Regions from separate parts of the Mus musculus genome. Here region 1 is linked to region 2. The links are chromatin loops, found by intact Hi-C in ENCODE. Cell type or tissue: left cerebral cortex. All regions are shown on one strand. Each heading gives the region's core, and the rest is flanking DNA. Links, peaks and the distances in the headings are about the cores only. Region 1 holds the start of Sec63 (SEC63-like (S. cerevisiae)). Region 2 holds the start of Cep57l1 (centrosomal protein 57-like 1).

Region 1 (2,905 bases), core at 300-2,799, 950 kb before region 2:
TGAGGAAGTAGAAGAAGGTGTTCCCGCTGTCATCGTACTGGAACTGCTGGCCCGCCATGGCTCCGCCTCCTCCGCCGCGCTCCCCTCACCGCCGTCGCCACGACCCCGCGCTGCGCTCCGGCTCCCGGCTCCCAGCGCCCCGGCCCCGTGTGGCGTAGCTCGGACGCCGCTACCGCCGCCGCCGCCGCCGCCGCCGCCGCTCTCCTCCCCGCCCCCACGCCGCTCTCACGGACACGCCGCCGCCGCCGCCGCGGCCGTCGCCAACTCTCGCGAGAGGAGCTAGTTCCCGCCCCACGCGGCTGTTCCCTCCCCGGCCGTCTCCTCCACACGCTCACTGAGGGAGACGTGGCGCGCGCAGCAAAGAAACTCTGTTGGACCCCGCCCGCGGCCCCGCCCCTGAGCCACGGACCACGCCCTCTGTTTTCCATAAGCCCGCCCCCGGGTCCCGCCCCCTGCTTACCAGGCTTTCCTTCCCAGCACCCTTCCCGGATTCCAGGAGCTTTCTTGCCAGGGTCCCCCAAGCAGTGAGCAGAGGCGAGCGTCCTAGGTGCGATTGGGACCTGAGCTTTTGCAACCTAAGCGAGGTTGCCAAACCTCTCCACTCTCTCCTATCCCTCTCACTTTTCCTCCACGTGAACCTCATGGAAACAAGTGCCATTAAAATAGGGAGCAAGGAAAAATAAATAAATGAAAAGAATAGGGAGCAAGGAACTCCTCAGAGTTCCAAAGCCTTGGTATTTGGAGCTGCCAGTTCACTAATGCTTTCTGTGACCCAAGCGATCATGTCTTCAATTTGTCAGTAAAACATGAAATAAAGCAAAATATAGATCGGTGGCTCTCAACCTTCCTAATGCTGCCACACTTTAATACAGTCCCTCATGTTGTCGTGACCCCGAACCGTAAAATTATTTTCATTTCTAGTTCATAACTGTAATTTTACTACTGTTACGAATTGTAATGTAAATATATGATGTGCATGATATATATACTCCCTCTAAAACGGTCTTTTGATAACTCCCCCTTAACAGGGTCAGGACCCACATATTGAGAACCAATGTCATATATGCTCTATTGATGAGAAAATTCAGACTCAAAACATTTTCCAGAGGTAACGCTCAATGGTTTGGGTTTGCTCAGGGCTTGAGGATCCAAACCCAGATCGCTCTGACGCCCCAAAGAGCCGCTGGCACTCCCCTGCAACCTGTGGGCAATCTGAAGAGGCAGTCACTCTCTGCTCCTGGCCACCGAATCTCAAGCTGGAGTCAGCTGAACTGCAGGATAGTCCTCTAACCTTGCAAAGATCCCACCAGAGTCCAGTGGTGGCCTTAGCAGGGTGGGTCCCAGTGTCTGCACTGCCCTCTGTGGATCAAGAGGACACAGGGCACTTTACACAGGACCGCTGTGAATAGTAAAGGAAACTGTGCAATATCTTTAAAAAGAGAAGCTACCGCGCAAGTACAAACATTCTGCTGTATTTTTTTTTAAGATTCATTTTTTATTTTTATGTATATGAGTACACTGTAGCCATCATGTGGTTGCTGGGATTTGAACTCAGGACCTTCAGAAGAGCATTCAGTGCTCTTAACTGCCCGTTTTGTTGTTGTTTTGTTTACTTTGCTTTTTGTTGGGGGGGGTGTTTTTTTTTTTTTCTTTTTGAGCCAGGGTTTCTTTGTGTAGCCCTGGCTGTCCCGGAACTCACTCTTTAGCCAGGGTTGGCCTCGAACTCACAGAGATCAGCCTGCCTCTACCTCCTGAGTGCTGGGAATAAAGCTGTACACCAGCACCAGCGTTTAAGGATTGTTTCAAGACTAGTCAGTTAACTACATGGCTTTTCAATATGCCTTCCATTGTCTGAGAGGAAATCTGGTTACACAAGCTCTTTCATTGAATGTCTCAAAACCAGTATTTATCATAATGAGTCATGCTTCCCCTTATACTAGATTATGTTCACAAGTATTCTGTCTCCCCTTTCAAATTCCAATTTAACAGCACATTTCTGAAAGCCACTTTTGCTACATTTTTCTGCCTTGTTCCCCCCCCCCCACTCCCCCGTAAAGTTTCCAAGGACTTTATTGTAAGAGGGAAACTTAGAAGTGGAAAAGAAACTTGGACTATGAAATCAGAACAGAACTAGGGCCATCCTGAGGCAGGATAGACAGGGAATTTGGGAGATTGAAGACAGAAAAGGGGACCTCATCCCAGAGTACTTAATGCCAGCACTCAGGTAGCAGAGGCAGGCAGATCTCTGTGCATTTGAGGCCAGCCAGGGCTATACAATGAAACTATCAAAAAAAAAAAAAAAAAAAAAAAAAGCCTGTCAGCAGGTGAGAATCAAGAACTCAACATTTTTGTCTAGGATGCTGACCTAGAGTTGACATTCATTTCAGACATAGATATTTCATGTTAAAGTAGCAACAACCCAAACTTACGGCCTGAACATATATGACCCAGGCAGGCTCTCATTCCTTTGCCCAGACATTGCCAGAAAAATCACAAACAATACTATTTACAGTAAATCTATCCAACATCTCTGGGGACCAGACTTTTCCTACTGACTGTAATGCCACAAAATGTGCCCAGGAACCATCCTGTGGAAACATAGTAACTTCAAACTCCATCAAAATCTCGTATGACTATTGTATCAAACAGTCAGCCATGGCTGTCTTTGAGTGGCCCCAAGCCCTTGCTCTCTGTCCAGCTGCAGTTCCAAACACTCTTTCTCCTGACCTCACGCTTAAGTCTCAGTTCCAGTAGAATTGACAGAAAAGAAAAGAGAAGAAAAAAAACACCAACCCTCCACTTTCTTTAGTTTAGTTCCAGAATTCTTTTTGAAAAACAAACCCATGAGTCCTAATTGAGCCTGAGTGGTGGTCCCTAAACTCTAGGGGACCTCCTGACGCTGCTG
Region 2 (2,905 bases), core at 253-2,752:
TCAGTGTGAAACTTTCCACACCATAACAATGTGAAAAGCGCACTGGCTACACTTGGCAACAAACAGAAAAAAAATGACAAAGACTGGATTTTAATTAACCAGACCTTTCATATATATTATATTCCACAGACAATGCCATTTCTACCCAAAAACACCATAAAAACAATTCCTGTTCATCTATTTTTGAAAACCGTTTTTAGTTTAGCCTGTTCCATTTGGGCCCAACATTGAACGTTTTACAGAACCCTCTAATGCCTAGTGATGTCATTATTAACAGCTAACCAGTTAGACTACCCCCATGGAAGCAAAAGCGACGGGAATAACTAAGTCAAATCACATCGGCTAGTTAAGTCACTCTAAAACTGCTCTTACCTCGACGCTCTTCAGAATGAGCCCGCTTCTCTCTCGCACATCTTTAAAGGGACATCTCTTAGAGAGCATAAGCAGATGAGCAAGAAGTTTATTCATCCCATCCAAAGAAACCGCGTTTGAAAGTCCGTCTGAAGGTCGGGAAAGTGTCTCTTTCGCTGAACGAAGGTATTCGGTTTTTCTCAAAACGATCTGCCTAATGTTTTCCAGTGCTGTCTCTCTAGTAGTCGTGTCTCTGCTGCACAGTCCCTCCCATCTCGCTTCATTCTCTCCTTCAGCCATGACAATCAAGAGCTTTTTCTTTTTCAGCGTTTAGTCAGTTACCTTTCAGCATTCCCCCAAAGCAGCCCGTCGTTTGTTTGTTTTTTAAACAAAAAACAAAAACAACGAGAAACGCTAAGAATAAAGTCAGAGAAATCCAGCCGTCGTGAAAGCAGGCGTCTGGATGGCACTGGGAATCACACGTGCTTTTTAAAGTTGATGCTTTCAAATCGATCCACAAGGCGGATCACCCAGGCACCCTCTCCTACACGAGGGCAGTCTTCTGACAGAGATTGAAAAGAACAAACTTGGAAAGTTGCAATCTCACAGAGCTGGTTAGCTGGACACAGAGTCCCGGGGAAGTGTTCTCTGTGTCGCAGGGTCAGCGGATATCCTCACGTTGTGGAGCTGTCAAATCCGTGCTTGGTCCCAAAAGGCTGGTAAACAGTAGAAGGTTCTCCAGCCATTCGATTTTTTGTCTGTGCAGCGGCTGGTTCTCGACCGTTCCCACCCCGCCCTCCTCCGACACCAGTCTCCGCCCCCCTCGGCTCCTCCTAGCGCCGCGGCAGGGCAGCGGGCGGGTGCTGGCGGGGTAGGCGGTAGACCCTGGCCCTTAGCTGCTGGGGCCCGAGGCTCCGGTGCTCCGGGGGAGCAGTGTCCGCCAATCACAGTGTCAGCGGCGACTAAGGGCGGCGTCCCCAACCCTGCCGGTTCTTGTCCCCCGGGGTACGCCGATGCTCCTCTTACTCCTCTGTCCTCGCCCACCTCCGCCAAGCCAGAGGGCACCCCGCAATCCAGCAGTCATCGAGCCCAGGGCTGCACGGCTGAAGCAAAGGGCCCCAGGCACAGAGCCCGCCCCTTCGCCCAGCCCCGTCGGTGGGGATCGGCCCAGAGGGCGGGAGCAGGGAGGGGAGACGGGGTCCTCACCCCCAGCCCCTCCCCTGTCCCCGCCCGGGACCGCCGGGAGCCGCCCCTGCCCCATGCCTGCCTCTCCGCCCAGGCACACGCGACCCGCAAAGACAGCCATTGGAAGCAGCCCCGCCCTCGGGCAGAGTACCTCCGGACCCCGAGTCCAGCGCGCCACTGACTAAGACCGGCTGCTGCGCATGCGCGACGCCGGCCAGGGCGCATGCGCTTTCCGCGGTGTTGTCCTTTCTCGACGTTTGGAGGCGCTGGTTTGAAGAAGGGGAAAGAAAAGTAAGGAGTACAGATGCCCGGAGATGTTTATCGAACAAGAAAAGCCGAACAAATAAAGGTGCTCTATAGTATTCCAAGTAGAAATGGGATAGAATTATGAGTGACAGCCAAGCAGGCAGGGCTTTGCGTTGGCTTTTGGGAAATGTAGTTGTAATGCTAACTACGCGCTCTGTTTGCGACAGAAACTACAATTCCCAGATGCCACCGCGACACTTGTCTTTGCCCGCGAACCAACGGTTCTGGAGGCCGTGGTTAACTGGGAGCGTCCATCTGGTAAGCGTGGTAGGCTTGGTTGTGACCCGTTCAGTGAAAAAAAATTTTTTTTTTCCCCTCGGAAACTCTGGTGCCGACGCCATCTGGGATTGCTTCCTTTCCGTCGTGGCTTGCCGGGAGAGAAATAGTGCAGGTGCTCAACACCTTTGGTTGGGTGACTGAGGCAAGGATTTGGGGATCATTGTTTGGAAGGCCAAGGAGCAGCCTTAAGACAGGCAAACTGGAAAAAAAAAAAAAAGAAAAGAAACAAAAAAGCAAAACAAAAAACCGACGCCGCTGCTTCTGCTGTCCTCTTGCACATAGGCCCGTGCTGAATGGATTAGGAATCCCTAAGCGTTGCCATTGCACCTTTGCCCTTACAGGGATCTGTTTTGTGCTGTCTTTGCTCAGTCAGATAGCATCCGAAGGGGATCTTTGAAAGCAAGTCTCTTGTGTCTGAGACTGAAAAGAACTTCAAATGTCCTTAGGTTTGGAAGGTTCTGTATGAAAAGAAGCCTATAAAAACCTCCTAAATGTGTTATCTTTGAACGATATGGTCATTTCTCTAAAGGTGTTTTTGGAAGGTTTTTAATAGACTGGTAATCGGATTCGATTTTAATCCTTTGTTTTACAAAGTAAACATAGTCATAAAATATTAATCTGGAACTAAAGAGATGGTGCAGTAGTTAAGAATTGTTCTTATACAGTACTTAAGTTCGATTCTCAGCCCCAACTTGGCAGCTCACAGCCATTCATAACTTTAGTTCCAGAGGATCTGATGACTTCTAACCTCAGTAGACACCAGGCATAAACCTGGGGCACAGGC

Evidence for each region. Hi-C counts contacts between places; a loop is a spot of excess contacts. Peaks named below come from ENCODE experiments on the same cell type or tissue, not always from the same donor. Only the 100,000 strongest peaks of a DNase experiment are listed, where the experiment ranks them.
Region 1: it touches region 2 in a loop (2.4-fold over the local background); 3 of 42 quality-filtered maps call a loop at or near these places.

What each region holds. Positions count from the first base shown.
Region 1 is chr10:42,758,918-42,761,822 of GRCm38, reverse strand. It overlaps Sec63 (SEC63-like (S. cerevisiae)), which reads right to left and starts at 327. Exons shown (of 21, transcript NM_153055.3): 1 at 1-327. The coding sequence starts at 58. In left cerebral cortex, for the core only: a CTCF peak has its summit at 1,351; DNase peaks (open chromatin) are centred at 346 and 1,239; H3K4me3 peaks cover 468 bases; H3K27ac peaks cover 347 bases.
Region 2 is chr10:41,808,768-41,811,672 of GRCm38, reverse strand. It overlaps Cep57l1 (centrosomal protein 57-like 1), which reads left to right and starts at 1,805. Exons shown (of 11, transcript NM_001243074.1): 1 at 1,805-1,885; 2 at 2,010-2,100. The coding sequence starts at 2,026. Sesn1 (sestrin 1) reads right to left here and starts at 1,099. Exons shown (of 10, transcript NM_001162908.1): 1 at 373-1,099. The coding sequence starts at 651. In left cerebral cortex, for the core only: CTCF peaks have their summits at 916 and 1,800; DNase peaks (open chromatin) are centred at 567, 1,220, 1,760 and 1,976; H3K4me3 peaks cover 2,368 bases; H3K27ac peaks cover 2,171 bases.